Linked DNA regions of Mus musculus: regions 1, 2, 3, 4 and 6 are each linked to region 5. Evidence: chromatin contacts called from ENCODE Hi-C or POLR2A ChIA-PET data. All regions are on one chromosome and are shown on one strand. Each heading gives the region's core, a stretch centred on a gene start or an enhancer-like site at or near the end of the contact. The rest is flanking DNA. Distances are from core to core; before and after follow the strand shown. Region 1 holds the start of Zfand2b (zinc finger, AN1 type domain 2B). Region 2 has its middle 20 kb from the start of Slc4a3. Region 3 holds the start of Slc23a3 (solute carrier family 23 (nucleobase transporters), member 3). Region 4 holds the start of Slc4a3 (solute carrier family 4 (anion exchanger), member 3). Region 5 holds the start of Dnpep (aspartyl aminopeptidase). Region 6 holds the start of Stk11ip (serine/threonine kinase 11 interacting protein).

Evidence for each region. A loop is a pair of places that touch in the nucleus more often than their neighbours do. ChIA-PET counts read pairs that join two places held with the same protein, here RNA polymerase II (POLR2A).
Region 1: a loop to region 5 is called in a map of gastrocnemius, with 13 times the contacts of the local background. The contact joins the promoter of Zfand2b here to the promoter of Dnpep in region 5. A Hi-C loop is called at or near these places in 1 of 37 maps with a recorded cell type or tissue (gastrocnemius). POLR2A ChIA-PET finds 5 or more read pairs at or near these places in 4 of 5 experiments (Patski and embryonic stem cell).
Region 2: a map of v-Abl transformed pro-B cells shows a loop between it and region 5 (2.0-fold over the local background). The contact joins the enhancer-like site here to the promoter of Dnpep in region 5. A Hi-C loop is called at or near these places in 1 of 37 maps with a recorded cell type or tissue (v-Abl transformed pro-B cells). POLR2A ChIA-PET finds 5 or more read pairs at or near these places in 1 of 5 experiments (embryonic stem cell).
Region 3: a map of regulatory T cell shows a loop between it and region 5 (4-fold over the local background). The contact joins the promoter of Slc23a3 here to the promoter of Dnpep in region 5. A Hi-C loop is called at or near these places in 4 of 37 maps with a recorded cell type or tissue (T-helper 1 cell, T-helper 17 cell and regulatory T cell). POLR2A ChIA-PET finds 5 or more read pairs at or near these places in 2 of 5 experiments (Patski and embryonic stem cell).
Region 4: POLR2A ChIA-PET joins it to region 5 with 10 read pairs in Patski. The contact joins the promoter of Slc4a3 here to the promoter of Dnpep in region 5. POLR2A ChIA-PET finds 5 or more read pairs at or near these places in 2 of 5 experiments (Patski and embryonic stem cell).
Region 6: POLR2A ChIA-PET joins it to region 5 with 18 read pairs in embryonic stem cell. The contact joins the promoter of Stk11ip here to the promoter of Dnpep in region 5. POLR2A ChIA-PET finds 5 or more read pairs at or near these places in 2 of 5 experiments (Patski and embryonic stem cell).

Annotation. Positions count from the first base shown.
Region 1 is chr1:75,166,666-75,170,141 of GRCm38, forward strand. Zfand2b (zinc finger, AN1 type domain 2B) reads left to right here and starts at 1,981. Exons shown (of 10, transcript NM_001159905.1): 1 at 1,981-2,042; 2 at 2,166-2,241; 3 at 2,520-2,614; 4 at 2,835-2,966; 5 at 3,100-3,251. The coding sequence starts at 2,187.
Region 2 is chr1:75,564,344-75,567,904 of GRCm38, forward strand. No RefSeq gene overlaps it. Among named protein-coding and RNA genes, the nearest start is that of Slc4a3, 20 kb to the left of the region's middle. Within about 2 kb of position 1,493, at least 2 of the 3 ENCODE cell types and tissues checked have a DNase peak (open chromatin) inside an H3K27ac peak, as active enhancers do.
Region 3 is chr1:75,132,624-75,136,295 of GRCm38, forward strand. It overlaps Slc23a3 (solute carrier family 23 (nucleobase transporters), member 3), which reads right to left and starts at 1,267. Exons shown (of 12, transcript NM_194333.3): 1 at 1,062-1,267; 2 at 778-935; 3 at 572-669; 4 at 328-404; 5 at 1-157. The coding sequence starts at 1,232. It overlaps Cnppd1 (cyclin Pas1/PHO80 domain containing 1), which reads right to left. Exons shown (of 10, transcript NM_026977.3): 10 at 3,139-3,672.
Region 4 is chr1:75,544,132-75,547,991 of GRCm38, forward strand. It overlaps Slc4a3 (solute carrier family 4 (anion exchanger), member 3), which reads left to right and starts at 2,331. Exons shown (of 23, transcript NM_001357150.1): 1 at 2,331-2,482; 2 at 2,641-2,790; 3 at 3,102-3,267; 4 at 3,813-3,860. The coding sequence starts at 2,740.
Region 5 is chr1:75,315,013-75,318,502 of GRCm38, forward strand. It overlaps Dnpep (aspartyl aminopeptidase), which reads right to left and starts at 2,005. Exons shown (of 15, transcript NM_016878.4): 1 at 1,879-2,005; 2 at 1,698-1,791; 3 at 1,529-1,617; 4 at 1,318-1,431; 5 at 933-1,058; 6 at 607-737; 7 at 333-408; 8 at 118-225. The coding sequence starts at 1,791.
Region 6 is chr1:75,520,065-75,523,783 of GRCm38, forward strand. Stk11ip (serine/threonine kinase 11 interacting protein) reads left to right here and starts at 1,465. Exons shown (of 25, transcript NM_027886.3): 1 at 1,465-1,578; 2 at 1,700-1,785. The coding sequence starts at 1,725.

The sequences.
Region 1 (3,476 bases), core at 731-3,230, 150 kb before region 5:
ACTTTTTATTAGAAGGCTGAGGATTTAACAGAGGGCCAGAGAAATATAATTTTTTCCAATGAGATATACTATTTACACAAAATTAAACTAAACCACGTAAAATAGGTTTAGACTTTTATTATTCTTTTTCCCAATTTCCTAAGTGTTTGTACATAATCATGTTCGCATGTATGTGGTCAAATGTGTGGGGAGGTGTGGACATGTATTTGTGTGTATTTGCATGTGTGTGGTCACACATGTGGGGAGGTGTGGACATGTATTTGTGTGTATTTGCATGTGTGTGGTCACACATGTGGGGAGGTGTGGACATGTATTTGTGTGTATTTGCATGTGTGTGGTCACATGTGTGGGGAGGTGTGGACATGTATTTGTGTGTATTTGCATGTGTGTGGTCACATGTGTGGGGAGGTGTGGACATGTATTTGTGTGTATTTGCATGTGTGTGGTCACATGTGTGGGGAGGTGTGGACATGTATTTGTGTGTATTTGCATGTGTGTGGTCACATGTGTGGGGAGGTGTGGACATGCATTTGTGTGTACCCTGAGGCTTGTGGCTGATGCTGGGAATCAATCTGGCAGGTTGAGGTTGCTCTTCCTCTTTATTCATTGAGACTAGGCCTCTCAGTCGAACCCAGAGTTTGCTGATATAACACAACCAACAAGCACATGAGTGTGGCAGGCATGTAAGTCGGCAGATGACCCAAGTCAAGGTGTTTGGGTACAGTTAGAGCTGAGAACAGGGCTTCTGCCTGAGGTAGCCAGGAAAGACTGTCTTAATTTCTACCGGTCTTAGAGTGAAAATCAAAGGAAGAGGAGGGGAAAGTTGAGAGGCAGAAACTGGTTTTTTGTTTGTTTGTTTGTTTACTTCACCTGATTACTTGTTTCCACGTCTAGACCTACGGGAAGGTAGAGTGACTACCAATTCCAAGTAGGAGAAGCTGTGTGAGAAGCAAAATGTGCTGAGCCAGGAAGGTCTCAGTCTGTGGTTCCTAAAGGTGTACACCAGTTTAATGACTGCCACTCTTCAAAAAACATTCCAGAACCCCTGAGAATGTGCTAGGCTAGTGTTTTTCAAGTTGAGACATACTAGAAATGTGTTACCATTCCTTCTGGAGCTCCCCTCTGAGTCAGAAGTCCTAGGACCCAGGCATCTGTTTAAAATAGCTATGTAGTGAGTTTCACCTGAGACTGTTGTACTTTAGGTATTATGTGCCAGGCAGGGCCCAGTATGAAACAGGTAGAGCTGATCCTTGACTCTTTGATATATTTTAATTTTATCATTGAAGGGAAGGGTGTGCAGTTCTCTTGGGTTTTTCGTCTTCTCTCCTTTCACTATGGATGTCTCTTTTCACCAGGTAGTCCCCTTTGTGTGGCCGATGCCTCTCTCTCTCTCTCTCTCCCTCCCTCCCTCACCCCCGAGCCTGGGTGTCTCTATGTAGTCTTGGCTGTCCTAGAATTCGATATGTAGACCATGCTGATGTCGAACTCACAAAGATTCACCTGCATCTGCTTTCTGAGTGTTGGGAGTAAAGGCTTGAGACACTGTGCCAGGTTGGTGAACAGCTGATTTCAATGAGGTGACGTGTAAACTGGGATGGAGGGGAGGAGAAGACAGAGCAGGTGTGCTCAGATCATACCGACAAGGGCTAGGGATGTCTTAGAGGGTGAACATCAACACTAAAACCTGGAGAGGAATCTGCACCACTGAGAAACACTGTAACTCCTCACAGAAAAGAGGTAGCCTCGGTCTGGAGAAATGGCTAGAGAAAAGTAAGGTAGTGACGAAGTGAGCAGGCTAAAGGCCGAACTGCTTCCAAACCACCCTTGTCCACCGACACGTCCATCTTTGCCTTCACTGGTTGGTTCTGAAAAAACTCTTCTAAGCTTTACACCCGCTCCCGGGCGTGGCTCAACTCTTCTGGGACTCTCCGCCTGCAATCTACTGTTGCCCGGGATGGACCCGCCCAACGTGATGACGTCAGAGCGCGCGAGCCCTCGGGAGGAGGAGTAGGGGCTGCGGGCCGGCGGACGCTCAGGCTTCGGTAACCTGTGCTGGGCGGGGGAGAGGAAGGGGCGGGGCGGGGAGCCCCCCGGAGTTGCTGTGTTGCGGACGGGGCCCGGAGCGGGAGTCCTTGGCACGCTCAGCTCTCGTTTCTTCCCCGCAGCAGGCCCCGCACGGCCAGGCGATGGAGTTTCCGGACCTCGGGGCTCACTGTTCCGAGCCGAGCTGTCAGCGCTTGGGTGAGGGGCGGAGCACGCGGGAGGCGGGGCCGGACGGCTGGGGCTGGGGACTGCAGGTAGGGCCAGGAGGGTGAGCACTGGAGCTGGAAAGGCCAGGAGGGCGGGGCTCGAAGTTGTGGGCGGAGACTAGGGGCGTGGCCAAATTGATCGTGTACTGTGAAAGAGGTACAGTGTGTTGCAAATAGGGCAGAGTTTTTCCTACCTGAGTAGCAGCTTTGCGCAAGAGGAAAGGACATCTAAGTTTCCTTTGAACCCGCAATCTGACCCATTCTCTGTAGATTTTTTGCCACTCAAGTGCGATGCCTGCTCGGGCATCTTCTGCGCAGACCATGTGGCCTACGCCCAGCATCACTGTGGATCAGCTTACCAAAAGGTGAGGGGGCGATCGTGAGGGTGGCAGGGGTTGGTGTATGGAGAGGAGAGCGGGTGCAGATGCTTTCAGGATCTGTCTATTTTATGTTTTCCCCTCTTAGTTATTGTGTTTCTAAGCCCAGCACTGGGTAACTTTGTTTTTTGTGTATTTGTGAGTGGTATATCCGGGTTCTTTAAGAGATTGCTTGGCTCTCATACTGACTCCTGACCCTTGACTATAGGATATCCAGGTACCTGTGTGCCCTCTCTGTAATGTGCCTGTGCCGGTGGCCAGAGGAGAGCCTCCTGACCGTGCTGTGGGAGAGCACATTGACAGAGACTGTCGTTCTGACCCAGCACAGCAAAAACGCAAGGTAAATAAATAATGGAGGGGTTAGTGAGACAACCCAGCGTAGTATACGGACATCTGCAAACCCAAAAGGCTAGCTCCATGGGGGCCAGAGGAGAAGATGAGTTTCCTAAATAACAAACCCTGTTTCATCTCAGATCTTCACCAATAAGTGTGAACGTTCTGGCTGCCGGCAGCGGGAGATGATGAAACTGACTTGTGATCGCTGTGGCCGAAACTTCTGCATCAAGCACCGTCATCCCCTGGACCATGAATGCTCTGGGGAAGGTCATCAGACCAGCAGGGCAGGGTAATTACCACCAAATAGCCAACTTGCTTTGCTTCAGCCATGTCTTCCTTGACCAAGGCAGTCTTTATGCTTTTTGCTCCATTTTGCTTGCAGTGCTGTGGACTGAAACTAGGCAAGCAAGCACTCTGCCCCTGAGGTACTGCCTTGGCCCTTTTGTTGTTTTGAGAGGTTTCACTTCTTAGCCCAGGCTGGCTTCAAACTTGTGGCAGTCCTCCTGCCTCAGAC
Region 2 (3,561 bases), core at 243-2,742, 250 kb after region 5:
ATCTTCACATTCTAGGTAGCTGAGGGAGATTGCTCAGCTTTCCAAGTGTTGGGTAGAAGGAAGCAAGTGGATGAGAGTTTAGGAAGAACAGACTTCTGGGAAAATTGTCTCCCAAGGAACTCTAGCCCAGACTAAAGCTTAGAGTGGCTAATTAAGAGCAGTGGTGTATTTTATGTTATTTTATTTTATTTTAGTGTGTGTGTGTGTGTGTGTGTGTGCTCACATGTGTGTGCATGTGTGTGTGTATGCTCTGACCGGCTTGTCGCCCTCTCTGTAGCTCAGGCTTTTCTCCTGCCCTCCTGAGTGCTAAGATTATAGGTGTGAGCCATTACAACTGGGACAGACATTAAATTTTGTTGTTCTTTTGAGACATAGTCTCTCTATGCAGCCCCGGCTGTCTTAGAACTCACTCTGTAGACCAGAACCTACAGACATCTGCTTACTTTGGTTTCTCAAGTTCTGGGATTAAAGGCATGCACCACCACACTCCGCCATAAATTTTTTAATTAAAAATTCTATTGTGTGTATGAGTATATTTCTGTGTGTATGTGTGTGTGTGTAAGTTAGAGAACAACTTGAGGGGGTTGGTTCTTTCATACCAACCACGTGGGTCCAGGAATCAAATTCAGATCATGAGGTGTGGCAGCAAGTGCGTTTATCTGCTGAGCCATCCTGCTGGCCTGTGAACATTTTTTAAATGATTACCTCGTGTCAAAGCAAATATCCACAGCCCTTGGCTCTTTTCACTTTTCGAGATCAGGCACTGTTTCCCCTAGTGGAGGAGGGCACAAGTAGTGGTGCTTATGATAGCTTGACATTGTATTTGGAGAGTCTGTCAATTGGTGGGTAGGTGTCTTTACATGGAAAGAGAAACTGAAGGAGCACAGCAGCTCTGTGAGTCTGCAGCTACAGGGTAAAGCCGAAGTAAATTTACAAGGCAAAGATAAAGGGAGTTGGTATAGAGAGAGAACTGGACATTCAGCAGGTGCATATGGCACAAATCACGACAATCATGTGTCAGAGGTATCAGAAATTGTTTTTCAGGCCAGGGGTTTACTCTGTATGTGCATTGGAATTGCTTAGTTTTAATAAACGTTAATATCTGCACCTTACTCTACAGGCTGTGTGTGTATGTGTGTGTGCACCTGTTAATAGTGATGGAACCCAGGGCTCATATATGCTATATGAACTGTGTATCTCAACTCTCACTTTAGCCTTTTGAAAAACATACCTCCCTCAATCTCGGAGAGTCTAACATGAAGTCAGAATTGACAGCTCCATCCTAAGCTTGTATTTTTTTTTTCCCTATGAATCGTTTTGGACCTCATTTCCATAACAGTTTAAAGTAATCTCATATTACTGCTTCTCCTTGCTACCGAAATGCAAATGCGCAGTTTGCATATTTATTTTCGAATGCCGCAAGGCAGGAAACCAAGCCTATTTATATTCTTCCGTTTTACCAGGTGACAGAGAGCCACACGTGACAGTTTGCATTGCTGGGGTTGTGATCTGGGAGCATCCTTTGCTGGTTTTGCGGTCACCGAGGGCATTGTGACTGAGTGGCCAGACTGTCAGGACTAGAAGCTGGAAATCTTGAATCCAGTTGGCAGCTTGGGCTATGCTGTCAATTCCTTCTGGGAGATATAGAATTTGGCTGCAGTGTCTCTTACAAGGACCCTGTTCTCCCAAATGACCTTGATCACTGTAGTTCTTGGGGGAGGTAGGAAAGAGGCTGCCCTAGGGAATTAATAGCTTCAGGAACTTCTTCCTAAAGCCCCTTCAGATTGAGCAGACTCTGGGGACGCCTTCTTTGATAGGTCTGAGAAAATCAGGAATTCTAGAGCCATAGAACATAAGATAGGAAAAGGATGTGGGGCCAGCCATGACCTTGGAGAACAACCGTGGGTCTCAGACTTAGCTGTAAGAGATGATCAGAATTCAACTAGATATTTTGATATAAAACTACCAATGATTAGTTTTAACGTCCAGAGTTGTATGATCTTATAGGTAGCATATAGAGATGACAAAATGTATATGGAAAGAATTAGAGATTCTTTTATATGTGCGTATGGTATGTATGCCTATGTATATGTTCATGTGTGTATGGGTATTTGTGCATGTGAAGTTGAGTGCCTTTTAAAAATCAGTCTCTACTCTATTTTTGGAGCTAGATCTCTGGCTGAATCTGGAGTAGCAGTCACTGGTCTGGCTAGATTCCCCAGGCAGCAAACACTACTCTTGTCTCTGATTTCTGGACCCCGGGATTCTAGACTTGTGCTGCTGGCTTTTTCACAGGGTACTGCCCATCTGGTCCAAAGTTTATGTGTCAGTACTTTATCTACTAAACAACCTCACCAGCCCAAGGACAAAAGAGTCTTTTTTAAAAATTTAATTTAATTTAATTTAATTTTATGTGTATGAATACAATGTTGCTGTCTTCAGACACACCAGAAGAGGGCATCAGACCCCATTACAGATGGTTGTGAGCCACCATGTGGTTGCTGGCAATTGAACTCAGGACCCCTGGCAGAGCAGTCAGTCAGTGCTCTTAACCACTGAGCCATCTCTCCAGCCCCAAAAGATTCTTTAGAGATAAATGAACAAATACATAGTTCTATGCTTTCAAGGTTAAATAAACACCAAATTAGGTGTAATACCTGGGTGGATATTGTGGACTGGCTTGGTAACCTAAGGGGATGCGTTGCTCAGCAACCTGCATCTTTAAATTAGAAATCGACTCAAACTAGGGCTTGATGAGTCAGAATTCTACTTAGTTTGTTAGCTTGTTAGCATCCTCAGTTAACCGAGAGAGGAAGGTACCATCTTCTTCATGGTAGACATTTTAGTAGCCCTGGGAGCAATTACAATTAAGGCTGCTAATGTTCAAGGGAATAAAAACTATCGTTTTAATCTCTTCAAAATAAACAATTGGTGCATATGTAATAGCTTACAGATATAATAGCTTACCTCACAACTTGAAAAAGACTTTGGCCTATTACAATACATCACACTTAGCATTCTACTGTGACATTTGTACTCTTCTTGCTATGTGTGATTCTTTTCAAGTTGACATCTAAGATTTTATCAACTTTGTAGCACTTAACAGAATTTATGTTTCACTGTTATATATATTTGTATTCTCAATTTATTAAGTCTATTTGAAAAATCACTTTTGTACCTTGGGAAGTTTGTCAGTCAGGTAAAGTACCTAAAATGGAATCAAGTTCATTATCTGTCACTGATTCTTGACCTTTTAGTTATGATCAAGCATAGTATCAAATATGTAAAATTTATAAACACTGCTAATGTTAAAGAGGTTTAATTAAGTATATAAATGGGACAAAGCATTAATCAAATGCCTTCTCAAAATGCCTGTTAATATTTGTTAGCATTGTAAATAGGACAATAAGCTGGGCAGTGGTGGTACATACATGCCTTTAATCCCAGCATTCAGGAGTCAAAGGCAGGCAGATCTCTGAGTTCAAGGCTAGTCTGGTCTACAAAGTGAGTTCCAGGACAGCCAGAGCTACACAGAGAAACCCTGTCTCAAAAATAAATAAA
Region 3 (3,672 bases), core at 17-2,516, 180 kb before region 5:
AACAGAACTGGGCCACCTCCTTGTGGGCAGAAAGCCCTGCCACAACCAGGCTGGGAGCCAGCACCAGTGGCCCACAGTAGGGGAACACACGGCCAGGCACCCCTAGAAGTCCTATAGTGCCCTGCAGCAGCCCGGACACCACCACTGCCCCCGACACCTAAGGGAGTAGAGAGGAGGACAGATGAAGAAATTCCACTCAATCAACTATCTCCGAGGATAAGCCCCTGCCTAACTCCTCCCCTTAGCATCAGTATCTAATGATGGGAACAAGAGCCTCTCCAGGCTGGGGCCATCCAGTCCTTCTGCTGTCTTCTCCCAGGCACTCACCTCTCGGAGAGAAGTGTTCCAGAGCTCCAGGCCATGGCAGCTTCTTGTCAAACTACACAGGGGCAGTGAGAGGGAGGCTGGAAGTTTGGGGTACAGAAAGAAGATGTAGATGGAACAGAGGCTCTGTGTTCTCCTGTCCTAGCTGATGCCTGGCATAACCCCAAAATCTCTACAATGCCCAGGACCACCCAACCTCCAGCCCCCGTGTACCTCTGCCACTAGCCCACCTTTGCTTTGTACTAACCATTTCCAGGTGTCTTGGTCGTCAGAGGTAGCTTCTGGTTTGTCAGCACCAGTGCGGGGATAAGAAACTCTAGGGACGGAGCCTGGATTAGAGGTAGCCTGTAGGGACAGCAGCCCCAGCAGGTTTGGAAACATGTGGCAGTCAACAGGATTGCCCTAAATCTCTTCCTGAGAGACTACACCCTCTCTCAACGGAGTTCCCCTCACCTGCTGCCCATCCAAGTCTGCAGGACCGTAGACAGGCCACATGAAAAGAAACTGGAAGCCAGGAGCTGAGCGGGTGGGTATGAGAGCCCTCCTGGGGGAAGACCATGAAGCAGCAGCAGGTGGGAGGCCCAGAGCAAAGATGCCAAGACCAGGAAATGCTGGAGATAGAGGAATGGAGAGGGAGGAGCTTTCGAAATACCTATGTGTAGGTTTCTCATGACTCACTAACTCCCTCCAAATAGCCACTTCAGATAGTGCCAACTCCTACCGCCTCCACCTCCTACCTGTAGAGCCAGAAGACAGCTGAGCCCCCAGGTGGAAGGCCCACACACCCGAGAGGCCCAAGAACGGGAGGAGGGATTCTGGAGAGGGGGTAGCAGTGGTGGCAGGGGAGCAGGGGTATCCTGGTAGCCCTCAGATAGAAGTGGAATGGGATGGAGAGGTGATCGGCTCATGCTGCCCTGACTTGATTGCGTCTTGGCTGCCCCAGGCTAGTTGAATAAGGAGTAAGAGATCAAGAGTTTGGGTGGAGTAAGCTGCCTACGTGGGTGGGGAGTCGGGGGTGTCAATGAAGCGGAGAGAAGGGATAAGGGTTTGGGAGCAGGACGTGGCTCTTTCACCTTTGCCCAGCTCTTGTGCAAATTCCATCAGCCATTAACCTAGCAGCTGAGTCCTGGACCCCTCCCTCAAGAATGTTCATCTATATCCACTGCTTCTAGACCAGGCTCTGGAGATGAGGGTTAGGGAACATCTATCAAAACAGTCTGAGGAGATTGTGCAAGCTACCTCTTGTCATCAACACTGAACATCGCTTCAGTTAGGTACATATTTTTCAGCCAAACAAGACATGCCCCAGGTCAGTTCAAAACAAAACCTGTGTGTAGAACGCCCTCATCCCTTATGACAATGACCACCGTAGATAACGAACTCGGTGTAAGGCAAGAGCACTTGACAGCAATGTGTATTACAAAATGTGAATGGGCACAAATCAGAAGACAATGGAACGGTCTGCTGCCCACACCCATAAATAGGATGCTGTGGATGTGACAGCTACATTGCCAGCCGATAATGACACTTTACTGGTAACTCAGATGTCATAGCCATTGGTGGACCTGGTTTGCTATACTAGTGAGTGAACTTCTGGAAAAACATTGAACAAAGTATATTTATTTACTTTATATTTCCCTGCAAACTGAGGCTATTATTTTTGAGATTATCATTACATTATTTCTCCCTTCCCTTCCCTCCCTCAAAAACCCTCCCGTATGCCCCTCCATCTCATTTTTCAAACTCATTGCCTTTTTCATTATTACATGAACATATACATGTACATGTTTCTAAATGTAACCTGTCAGCTTGTATAGTTATTCCTATGTATGGTTTCAGAGCTGACCATCTGATATCGGATGATCAATCAGGATGCTATCTCTGGGGAAGGCAAACCCTCCCACTCGAAGCACTCCTTAGGTACCTTTGTGTTGGGTTGAGGCCTCAGGTTTCTTTTTTCTTTCTTAATGCACAAAAGTGTTTACACTTAAAATATAACATTAGGATTGGGTAGGGTTGGTGGCACATGCCTGTATCCTGCCGTTCTGAAGGCAGATGTAACCAGATAGCAAGTTGCAAGTACCAGATTAGCCTAAACCTCATGAGACCATTTCCAAAAGCAGGTCCTCCAGGCTCAGATTTTCATATATGTGATGATGTCTTGGGAATTGTTCATAGTAAAGGAGGTTTTAAGCCCTTTAGGATATCTAAGCATCCCACTCAGGCTGGGGGAAAAAAAAAAAAAGCCAGGAGAAACCTCAAAGGTTATGACAAAAGGTCAGTACATTTCTACAACGACCCCTTGGGGGCTGCAGCTCCACCAGTCCACAGACCTTTATTCCCAGCCCCCACACTCCCTAGGTGATCTTTAGCAGCCGGCGACAGGTCCACATACACCAAAGATGGTTCTTCCAGTGATGACTCAGCTCTGGTTCTTCAGCACCAGCTCCTTCCGTAAGTCACCTTGCTGAAGAGGTCAACAGAGCTTGGATTCCAGCTCAACTGGATGTGTGGTTTGAACCATAAGGATCCACAAGGCTGGTACCCACCCAGGATATATGACACAGACAGGGCTTTCCCAGGCCTGGGAAAGTCACCACTTGTACCCCATGGCAGGTCACATCCAGCAATTTCAGGGCCCCCAAGAAGTAGCAGCAGGGATGCAGGAAAGCTTGAAACAGGAACCACTAACTATTAGGAAGTTCTAAAGCAGCTCAGAGCAAACGCCTACATAGTGATTACAGGGCTGTGCATCTGACCTGGGAGGCAGAGGAGGGATAGGAGATCAACAAAGAATGCTACAGAAGGAAAAGGCCAGGCCATGCAACAGAAACTGTTTATTGAAACCTCAATTCTATAAAAGCGTGAAAAACCCAGATACAAAGCAGTGGTAACCAGAGAGGCCTGTGAAGAGAACACCCAAAAAGGCAGAGTGGGAAGCCTTGGAGCAGGATGCTACGGTTGGAAGACAAAGGGACAAGGTTAGAGGACCCAGCAATTCTTGGCTGTGACAGGGAGCTTCCTGGTCCTCAGCAGCTCTCATCATGGTTCTCAGCCTCAGAGACATCACAGAGACCCACATCAATCCTCTCCTCCGCTTCCCACACTCCCACCTTTACCTTTCCATCTTTGGAAACTTCAAAACAAAAAATCTACTTCCCTAGGCGTGTGGAGGCAGAGAGATAGGTGGTTCTCTGTCATCTGTGGCATGCCTCTGGTCACTGAGCTGACACTGTCCCAGGCACCACTGGTGTCCTAGCCTGCTAGCCAGACTCTGAGGTCTAGGAGAGTGAACGACCTTGTAATGCCCCCATAATCCCTTATGCTCCTACCCAGGAGGACAGGGGA
Region 4 (3,860 bases), core at 1,081-3,580, 230 kb after region 5:
GATGGCTCCATTAAGACTTAAGGCCGGGGCTAGAGAGATGGTTCAGTGGTTAAGAGCACTGACTGCTCTTCCAGAGGTCATGAGTTCAATTCCCAGCAACCACATGGTGGCTCACAACCATCTGTAATGGGATCTGATGCCCTCCTCTGGTGTGTCTGAAGGCAGTTACAGTGTACTTATAACAAACAAACAAACAAACAAACAAATCTTTTAAAAAATCCTAAGGCCAAGTTAGCTGGCTCAGGGTGAAGGACAGGGGCAACAGGTTACTTCACTGCGGCTGCTGCAATGAAGGGTAACAGAGAGAACAGCTTCACAGTGTCTGAAGTCAAGTATCTGCAGACACCAGTTCTTTCTGAAGATGCACAGGAAGGACCTGTTCCAGGCCTCTCCGTGTTTTGGAGTTTCCTTGGCTTGTGGTGGCATGCCGCCAGTCTTCACACAGTGTTCTTTCCATGTGTGTCTGTGTCCAAATCTCCCCTTTTTATAGACACACCATATCGGATAAGAAAGGAGAGCACCCCACTCCAGGATGCCCTTAACAACTACAATGGTCTTATTTCCAAATAAGGGCTCATTCTGAGGTCATGGACGTTGAGAATTCGCATGTGAGTTTCAGGGGACACAATTCAACGCCAGCCCATGGGCGTCATGGGCTTGGCTTTAGGAAAGCAACTCACATGTCCTGTTTCTGCATAGCTGACACCCAGTGCTGACATCTTTGTAAACACGGATGACTGTGAGAAGTCTGGAATAAATGGCCGGGGCTCAGACAGCCATCATCTGCAATCCACCAAGGATGCCCAAACTTGTGGGTAACCTTCTTCCTAGGTGAACCTCTATGGGGGATCACGCCTTCCTGCATCCCCATGTTCTCAGACAAAGGAATAATACTTCCCTAGGATGGTTAGTGTAAATTGTCAACGTGATGACATCTAGAATCACCTCAGAGGTGGGCCATGCCTATCTGGGATTCTCTGGATTGATATGGATAAACTGGCTTTTTGTTTGTTCCGTTGATAGGGTTTTGTTGTTGTTTTTTGAGACAGGGTTTTAATATGTAGCGCTGGCTGGCTGGAACTCAGTGTGTAGACCAGGTTTTGCCTTGAACCCCTAGAGACTACTCAGCCTTTTTCGTTTGTTTTTGTTTTTCGAGACAGGGTTTCTCTGTGTAGCCCTGGCTGTCCTGGAACTCACTCTGTAGACCAGGCTGGCCTCGAACTCAGAAATCCGCCTGCCTCTGCCTCCAAAGTGTGGATATTAAAGGCGTGTGCCACCACTGCCAGGCTCTCAGCCTTTTAAGCGATGGAATTAAAGCCGGGTACCTCCATGCCCAGCTCTCAGAAGATCCATCTTAGTTGTGGCAGGATCATTTCTCTGGCCTGGGGATCCTGAACTGTTTGAACTGATTGTAGATGGGATGCGACCAGCTGCTTCAAGCAATCCCCAGGGCTCTGTGTGTACACTCTTCCCTTGGGTAGGGCTGAGATCTCGCAGCGCAGGGGTCAGAGCAGCTTCTACTTTGTACATGCTTCTCTCCCCTCCTTCCCACCCCACCTTCTGCTGACCCCCAGTTCTTCTCCCTTTGTTTGTTCTAAGGTGTAGGGGTCTGGCTTAAACGGACTGTCATTCAGGGCTTTTATGAGCATGGGTTATTCTAGATGCCCAGTTTCAGAGACTCAGAGAACACTGGGGGTGGGGGGTGGGGGTGTCCAGGTGCCCTTTGCGAACATCTCTCTGACCTTGGAAAGTGAGATAGGTCCTCCACGGTTGGAGGAGCAGGGGCGGGATTCGGGTGGAGGAACAGTGAGAGCTTAGCCACAGGATTTTAGAGTGGTTGGCCCAATTGGAATGCCCCTGTTTCAGCTGCCTCTGGCTACTGATGGGTAGATAATGTGCCAAGGTCAAATGGTGGGTGGCGCCCAGCGCCAGAAGCCAGCCTTTGAAGGGCATCAGTTGAGCTGAGGCTGGAGGTGTTGAGGGCAATGGCTTTCAGGGGTCTCTGATCTCGTGTCCAAGCTGGAGAGGCTTGTATGTGCGAAGAGGGTCTCCTCCAGGGCTCCTGAGGGAAAGGGAGGGGTGGCTAAAAGCAAGGTGGAGGAGTGTGTTTGAGGGATTGTGGGAATTTAGGGCCGTGCACCCGCCCCTCCTCCCCCCCCCCCGCAATGCGTGGGGCGCCTGGAGAGGGGTCTTGCGGGCAGGTGGGATCCTGCGGGGACCCGAGCGCGGGGCCCACGCTGGCCTGGTCGGGGTAAGTCAGGGATCGTCCACTCCCATTGTGCGGCCGGGCGGCGGCGGGCTGGCACAGCCGAGCGCTAGGAGGTGGAGCCGTGGACTGCAGGCTCCGGCGCCTGCGTCCGCCTGGCCGGGCTCTGCGCGGCGAGAGGCCGGACGGGAACCCGGCAGCCGCGCCCCGGAGCTTGCGGGGAGGGACATGGGGCGCGGCGGCTCTCCCAAGCCCCGCAGGTTCCGGAGCCCGGAGGTACTTAAGGGCAAGGCGTGGGCGCCGGGCCGGGTAGGGACAGCGGACTAACATGGACCGGGTTGGGCCTCGGAAGGGAGAGCGGGCTGGGCACCGGGATGGAGCACCCCGGAGGGGGCCCACCAGCGCAATTTCTGACCCCGCCCTCCTTCCTCAAGGCTCCCCAAGAGGTCTCTGCAGCGCCCCCTTCTTCTCACCCAGGGTTTGGGTCCCATAGTGATTGAGAGACTCCTAAGTCTTCAGTCTTCAGCCCTGCCATGGCTAATGGGGTGATCCCGCCGCCCGGGGGCGCCTCCCCCCTACCCCAGGTGACTGATGCGTGGGGGTGGGGTGGGGGAGGAGGGGCAGGATGGGCGGGGTGTCCTCTGGATGACCCTGGGACCACCAGATCCAGATGTAGAGCTGTATTGGTAGTGTAGAGGAATAGGGGGTCTTCGGTATTTCATGCACTTGTGGCTGGTGCTCCCACAACCTGGGGGGAAGCCCTCAGAGGGTGTTTTGGGGATGTTGATGCAGGCAAGGGTGAAGGTGTTGGGAAGGCCCTTGAAGTATGGAGTTGGGGTTGGGTGGGGAGTGTTCATGAACTAGGGGTCCTTAGGAGAGGCTATCTGGCCTGCAGGTCCGGGTGCCCTTGGAGGAGCCCCCTCTGGGTCCAGATGTAGAAGAGGAAGATGATGACTTGGGCAAGACCTTGGCTGTGAGCAGGTTTGGGGACCTCATCAGCAAGACCCCGGCCTGGGACCCCGAGAAGCCTAGCCGCAGCTACAGCGAGCGGGACTTTGAGTGTGGGTAGCCTGGGGACCCCTAGCACCCCAGCCTTCACCACCATCACCTTCATCGCCACCATTACTGCGCTCACCTCCGGCTTGATCACTCAGTGTCATCCTGTGCTGGACGCTGTGCTGGGCCACCATGCCATGTTAAGTCATCCTGCCTCTCATACCATCATCACCTTGTTCACCTGTCAGGGGAGATGTAGGGGAGATGCGCCTGAGGTCTCTCTCAGTGACCTTCATCGTGCACTGGGTCCCACTCACCCTCTGCCCCACTGTGTTTCCTGATGTGTCTTCCCTCAGCTTCTCTCTTTCTTCGGTACCACATCTCCCGACTCCCCTTTGCGACTTTCTCTCTATGTCACTCTTGTCCCCACTCCACCTGGCCTCACCAATGACAGGAGCAGGGATGCATAGTTGGGAGGGGTGTCCTGGCTCTAGAAGAAAGACTGGGGGTGCCTTTGTTTTAGATCTCACGCTAGAATAAGGTGTGAACTCCTTGTGGGGGAAGCCCCACTCTGCTTCAGGGGTCTCAACCCACTCTCCTGCACCTCCAGTTCACCGGCACACATCCCACCACACCCATCACCCGCTCTCAGCCCGCC
Region 5 (3,490 bases), core at 755-3,254:
GAAGTGCCACCAACTGGGAAGAACAAGGATGAGACTAACTGAGGAGCTTCGGGGATATGCTATGGCTGACAGGGACCCTGGAGGACCCCACCACGAGGGCCTACAGCCACTCCTTACTGCAGGCTGGGTGTCTGCCAGGCAGAGCTCCATCTCCATGATGCTGTCAGGACTCAGGCCCAGATGGGTACAGAGCAGGGACATGAGGACCGAGTGGTGCCGCTCATCCTGTAAGGCAGGGGATGTTGGAAGGTGGACCTGCTCATCCTTTGCCCCTCTAGGGGACTGGTCTGCTCCCCTCTGCCCACCCTCTCCGGGCCAGGGGAGCTTCTTACAGTGGCACCGAGAGGCCCTGGTTCAGGAGTCCCTTTCTCCAGCTCTTCCTGAACTGCTGTGGCAAGAATAGGGACTCTGTGGGGAAATGGGTTGAGAGAAGGGAGAGGGACAGCCATGAACTTCTAGTCCTCCGACTGATTCCCAGCGCACTCCCCAAATGGATAGAACTGGTTTCCAAACGTGGAACTTGACCACTAAGGGGTGGTCCTCTGTTCCCCAGTGCCATATCCCACCCTCACAGCCATCACAACCCTGGCTCGAATGTGGACTCACAGGTGGATCTCTGTGTTGGGCCCAAAGTTCTCATTGATATTTCGCTGCAGATGGATGGCCAGATGTGGGATGCGCAGGATGGGCCGTTCTATATGGACGAGCCTCTGCTCCAGCCGGCCTGAGGTAGGGCACTGTGGCCAACCGGCCAGGTCAGAACTGGGCACCTCCCAAATCCAGCTGATAAAATCCCTTACTAAACCCAGAATAATCATGTCCCCTCTTCCCCACGAGGACTCTTCACTGGTACACTTAAGAAATGGGAAGACATTCAAGCTTCAGGCTGCCGGAAGTGAGAGCCTCCCCAGTTCCTAGCCCCTCGATACCACCTTGATAATGACGCGTCCAGCCAAGGTCAGGTCCCGGTCGAACCATGTGCTCCAGATCCCACCGCCGTAGGTCTCAACACCGACCTGGTGGTAGCCCACCTGGCTTCGGCGCGATTTGCGTTTCACCTGAGCGTAAGAATGAGAAAAAAGGGAATGTCTGAAAGACAACATCTGGAAGGGAGACTCAGGCAGTAAGTTATACAGAGCAGATAGCACATCAGTTGACAGCTGAAAGTGTATGTGGGGAACATGAGAGCATGGGGCGGGTCTACCTTCTTCCCGGGACCTTGGGATAGGGCCTTGCAAACTCTACCTCCAGGATCTCTTCTTCCCAACCGCCCCCCCCCACACCTCCCTTCAGTCCAAACAAGTCCTAACTTCTTACCCTGAGACAGGGACTGTCCGTGTGGGCCCCAATGAGGCTGAAGCCATTGCCAGGAACATACTGGCCCCCCACAGCAAAAGCAATGATGGAGGAGGAGTTTCTGGTTAAGAAGTACTGGGGGAGAGAGTTGAAAGACAGGGGCGTGAGTTGCTTTATGATCCGGGACACAGGCCTTTGCAATAGTGTCTGCCCCCACGCTATCCCTTAGTACCTTGTTTTCTGGTACGATATCCCAGCCCTCTGTTTCCTTGAGTTCACGGAAGCCAGCCTGGAGGAGGCGGCTGCGGCACTCAGCCACGACTGTAGGAAAAGGGCTCTCTCAGCGATGGAAGTTGGTCAAGTCACTCCCACTCCTAGCCTCCCTAACCCTGGTCACCTACCGTGGAAAGGAGAGGGACTCCGGTTCACGAACTTCAGGAGCTCTCGGGCTGTGGCCTGGATGGCCTCTTTCCGAGCCCTGCCGTTCATAGCCATCTACAGGGAGAAGTGGAGAGTTCAGGTGGCTGCCGGGTCTAGGATCCCTCTTTCAGCCCCCTAGAAATGAGAGCCCCAAGGCTCAACCTCTGCTTCCGAGGACTTCACTGGCGACAGATGTGGATTCCTAGCTCGATCGCTCTCGGCTCAAAGGTTCAGTCCCAGGGCAAGAGGACCTCCACCCAGTTTTGTCCCTGGAGTACAGGATCGGAAAGGCCCGCCCCCTAATCAGATAATCCACGCCCCGCCCAGCTAGGAAATCCCGCCTCCAAGAGGACCTCAAAGCTGGAAAGGCCACTAGCCGGCGCGCCACCGTGTCCGGAATCAAAGCACCACTACACCTGTCCCTTAGCCCCGTCAGTCACTAGACAGCCCTTCCGGCTCCGGGAAGGTCAGGCCACCTCGGAGGGTTTCAGTTTTACTTTGAAACCGGAGTACGCCCGTGTCAGCGCCGCCTTAAGCTTAGCTCCGAAAGGGCGCGCGGCCTGCCACCGAGCCGAAGTGGAGGCGGGACCGGCAACAGCAACACACCTGCATAGCCCCACCGCACTCCGCTCCAGGAGCCGGACTCCGGCCCGCCCCTGACGCTCCGCTCCTCCCTCCCGGATCAGGCCTCGCCTTCGCCGAGCTGTGGGCTCCGCCTCTCGTCAGGCCGCACCGGGACTCCGCCTCTACCAGGCCTCGCCCCGCCCCCGCTGCTCCGCGAGCTCCGCCCCTGTCAGGCCTCGGTCGGGTTCCGCCCCCTCCCGCTACTCGCTCAGCTCCCGTCAGGCCTGGTTCCAAACACGCTGACTGCTCTGTGCCAGTCAGGCCGCGTCCCGCCCTCACTACTCCGAGAGCTCCGCCCCTGTCAGGACGCGTTCCGGTTCCGCTCCCGCCTCACCGACCCGCCTTCCTCCAATCAGGCTGCGTTCTAACCACGTGGACTAGTCAGCTCCAGTCACACCGCGCCCCGCCCCACTGTTCCACTAGCTTTGCCCCGTTAGGAGCCACGTCTCATGACCCGCCCTCATTGCGCCACTAGCTCCGCCCCGTCACGCCTACTCTCCAGACCTTGTCTCCGCTGTCCGGGCTTCCTTGGCAGGCCCCGCCCCTGATGCCTCTCTCGCCCCGCCTCCATCAAGTCGAGTCCTCCAGGCGTTGACCCCCCCCCCTCCGCCCTTTCCTTTGTCAGCGGCCTCGAAGCCGCTGCGAGGCGTTCCGCTCCTGGAGCACCCTCAGGCAGGACGGCCCACCGCGGCGGCGGCAGCGCGCTCTAGCGCCCCGGTGGTGTTAGCACAGCCGCTGACTTCCATGAGTTTATGTTATGATAAACGTTATCGTATGTAATTCTCACAATTTTACTGTCAGCATTTTGTAGACAACGGAATTATGAGAGTAATCTGTCTCTAGTTACAAATGGATGGCACAGCTGGGCTTATGACTCCATAAATTAGTGTGCAGAGCCTAGAACAACTGCAAGAGACTTTCGTAGGCTTTTTTCTATCCTCTTTGGTTAAATGTTATGCTACTTAGTAGGTCTCAGAGGAACACAGAAGTCAGTGACCTTTTCAACACAGCTGTTTGGGTGGCCCTGAGGTTTGATTCTGATACTCATGATTTTTTTTTTCTTTCAGACAGGATTTCAGTTTTGTTCAGGCTTTTCCAGAGCTCACTATGTAGCCCAGGCTGGCCTCAAATCCATGGCAATCCTGCCTCA
Region 6 (3,719 bases), core at 215-2,714, 200 kb after region 5:
GAGTTTTTGTTTTTTGTTTCTTTTTCTGCCTATGAGAATTTGGCTTGATACAGTTGACTTGATTGTTATGGCTCCTCCCCCATGGCCAGCTTCAGGTGATCGATAAACAAGGACTGACAGTTGCTATGTAATGGATTATCAATTGCACAAAATGTCCCAGATCCATGAGACGGTATATAGGAAGTTTGTTCAGGCTAGAGAAGCCTTCCACCACCTCTAAAACTGACTGACTCCAACTCTACTCTTTAGATTTTTCATTAAAAGCAAACACTTGCATGTATGAATGTTTTGCCTGAATGCCTCTACACCATGCATGTGCTGTGCCCATGGAGATGAGAAGAGATTGTACAACCACCTGGAACTGGAGTTACAGATGGCTGTGGGCCGCCATGTGGGTACTGGGACTTGAACCCATGTCCTCTGGAAGCCTAGCCAGTGCTCTAATTCACTGAGCCATCTCTTCAGTCCTACACTTCATGTTTAACTTTCTTGTGTTAGAAAGGATTGTTTCATAAAAGACATTCCCCTCCCAAGCCTAGCTAGTCACTCCATCCTAAGAAATGTTTTCATAATGTAGACCAGAAGTTGATGTCAACTGCCAGACCAAGAGCCAGGGTAAAAACTACAGTGGTGCTGGGTGGTGGTGGCGGCGCACGCCTTTAATCCCAGCACTTGGGAGGCAGAGGCAGCCTGGTTTACAGAGTTTCAGGGCAGCCAGGGCTACACAGAGAAACCCTATCTTGAAAAAAAAAAAAAAAGCTACAGTGCCAATTTGGAAGTAGAAAACTCAACAGTCTTGCTTTTGTTAATTATTGATATATTTTATTTTCAAATTTAGGAAAACCACTTTTAGTTAGGTGTACTGAGCTGTAAATACAGTTAAAAACAAAACAAAACAAATACAGGTTCAGGTCATTACCAGTGACTAATTTTTGTTTTTGAGATAGGATCCCACTATGCAGCCCTGGCTAGCCTGGAACTCACTATTTAGAGCTGGCTGGTCTTGAACTCACTGAGACCCTCCTGCCTCTGCTTCCAGAGCTCTGAAATCAGAGACCAGGGACCAATTTGAGAGTGTGCTAAACCCTAAGGAAAAATAAGTCTAGAGACTGAGGACTATGACAGCAAAGGGGGTTTGAGAGTGGCATCCCTGCCAGCCTTAGCCCTTCTGGCTGATATAAAAGAACTTCGCAAGGACAGGACAGCTATGTAACTGGAAGATCAGTATTTGTTTTGGATGAGTTCTTTTCCTTCTAATACAAGATCCCATTTCTCCAAGCTCTGCTTCCCCGCCCAGTCTGCAAACAAGAGTCAGGTTTCTCTCTCTGCCGAAGGGGCCACCCAGAGCCGAGCTAGACCTGGGGCCCCGTTAGGGGCTTAATCCCGGCTAGTTCCGTCCTACTGACACATCGGCTCGCCCAGGGCGTGGCTTCCGGTAGCGAAGGCATGCTTTCCGGTAGGTCCTTTGCCTTCCGGGGCGGGACTTCCTGCCCTAAAAGAGCCCGGCTGCCAAAGTGATTGGAGTGCGAATTACGCGGGCCCATGGGCTCCCGAGGCCCAATGCTTTTTGGAAAAGGGGTCAGAGAGATCGTTCTTTTTAGCTGATGCTTACTTTTTACATTGCGCGACGCCTCCATTTGCACGAAAGCTCTGGGCTTTTGTTGCCCACCTGAGGCTCTTCCGCTTCCCCTTTCCCCAGGCTCCGCCCCCAGCGTCCCGTGGCTATGACGACCGCTCCGCGGGATTCAGTAGTGTGGAAGCTGGCGGGACTTTTGCGGGAGTCGGGTGAGTGGACTTCTGGCTTATTTGGTTGGGAGTTCTAGGTGTGTTCGATACTGTCCAGAAACGCCGGGAATCACCGAGTCATTGCCGGCGGGGTCACGAGGTGCCGGCGTCTTCTGGGTGTGTTCCTTGTGACGCGTTGTTTACAGTCATGCCTTTGACAGTCTAAACTCTATCCATCTCTCATAGCACTTAACTCTCCAGAGGAAAGGGATCATTAATAGATTAAACACTTGCAGACAAGAACATAATCACTTGTACCGAAAGCCAAGTATAAGCACCTTAGACACCAGAGATTTGGAGACCCACATAGGTTAGTCCCAACCCTCTATCAGACTTGGATAAGTTTTTAGACCCTCAGTATTCTTCTCAGATAGGTTAGCATAGGGATTGTATTGAACGCAAAAGATAGCGGGATTTTAGTTAGCTTATTTAGTGCAGTGCATGCATGCATAATAAGTGTTCAAAAGATAGTGTTACTATAGTTGCTGCCCCAGTGCCTGGGCATGGCAAAGATCACTGTGTTGTTTGGTTTTTGTTTTTTTTTTTGTTTTGTTTTGTTTTTTTGTTTTGTTTTTTTTTTTTTTTTGAGACAGGGTTTCTCTGTGTAGTCCTGGCTGTCCTGGAACTCACTTTGTAGACCAGGCTGGCCTCGAACTCAGAAATCCGCCTGCCTCTGCCTCCCAAGTGCTGGGATTAAAGGCATGTGCCACCACGCCTGGCACTATGTTGTTTGTTATGTGGTTGCCATCATCAGCTAAATGATCACAATCATGATTCTTTGAGAGCTGGGGATATAGTTCAGTAGCAGAGCATATGTTTAGCATGTACAAAACTTTGACTTATAATCCCTAGCATCCTCCCCACACACACAGAAAGGAGAGATTCTTCTTTGAGCCCCGGCTTTCCTATCTGTAAGGTGGGGTTAATGGATGTCTTTAGGAGATAAGGATGAGATCTAGATGAAGCAGCTGTCATTTGGAATGTGTGACCTCGATGGCATTAGTGCTCCATATCTATATACTCCCACCATGGCATCCTTGGAGTCTCTTGATGGCAGTTCATTTTCTGGTTTGTGTTAATAATTACTCCCATGCTGTGCCTTTTCTAGACTTCCAGGGGACACCTTGAATTATGTGCATGTCTATACTCAGTGTCTAGTACATAGAAAAATCTCTTTGTAAGGCTGTAAGATTTATTATTCAGCAAAGATCTGACTTGGCTCCCAGGCTCGGAATCGTAGAGTTCATATATGATTGTGGGGATGGAATCACTTTGTGTCTTGATTATGGTGGTGGTTGTCATAATCTACACTAACAGAATAGAACTGACACTATATTTTATCAACACCTAATTTCCTGGTTTTGATAATTGTACTATAATTCTGTAAGTCAATTTGGGGGAAGCTGAGTGAAGGGTGTGGGAGATCTCTGCTATTTCTTGGTATCCCAAGCCAGCCTTGAAATTATGATCTTTCTGCTTTAGTGACTCATCCTATGGAATTATATATAGGCATATGATGTTCCTCCACCTGACTTCTGCAATATTCTTTGACTTCTTGATTTTTCTCCCCCCATCCCCCTGAGACAGGGCCTCACTTTGTTGCACTGGTCTGGAATTCACAGAGATTCACCTGCCTCTGTCTCTCACATTCTGGGATTAAAGGTGTGCACCACCACACCTGGTTTCAGAATATATTAAAAAAATGTCCACAGTTATTATAACTGTACTTTCCTGATAGAGTGCTAAGTGGGGAATATATCTGAAAGACGACCTCACAGGGCTGATAGTCTTATTAGGTACAACAGCTTTATAGAAGTGCTGTAATGGACAACGACATGCATTTCAATATTGTTTGAGAATTTCTATAAATGTGCATGTCATTCTTGCAACCAGAAAAAGACAGAAAGATCAAATACAGTCGGCCTTTGTGTAAA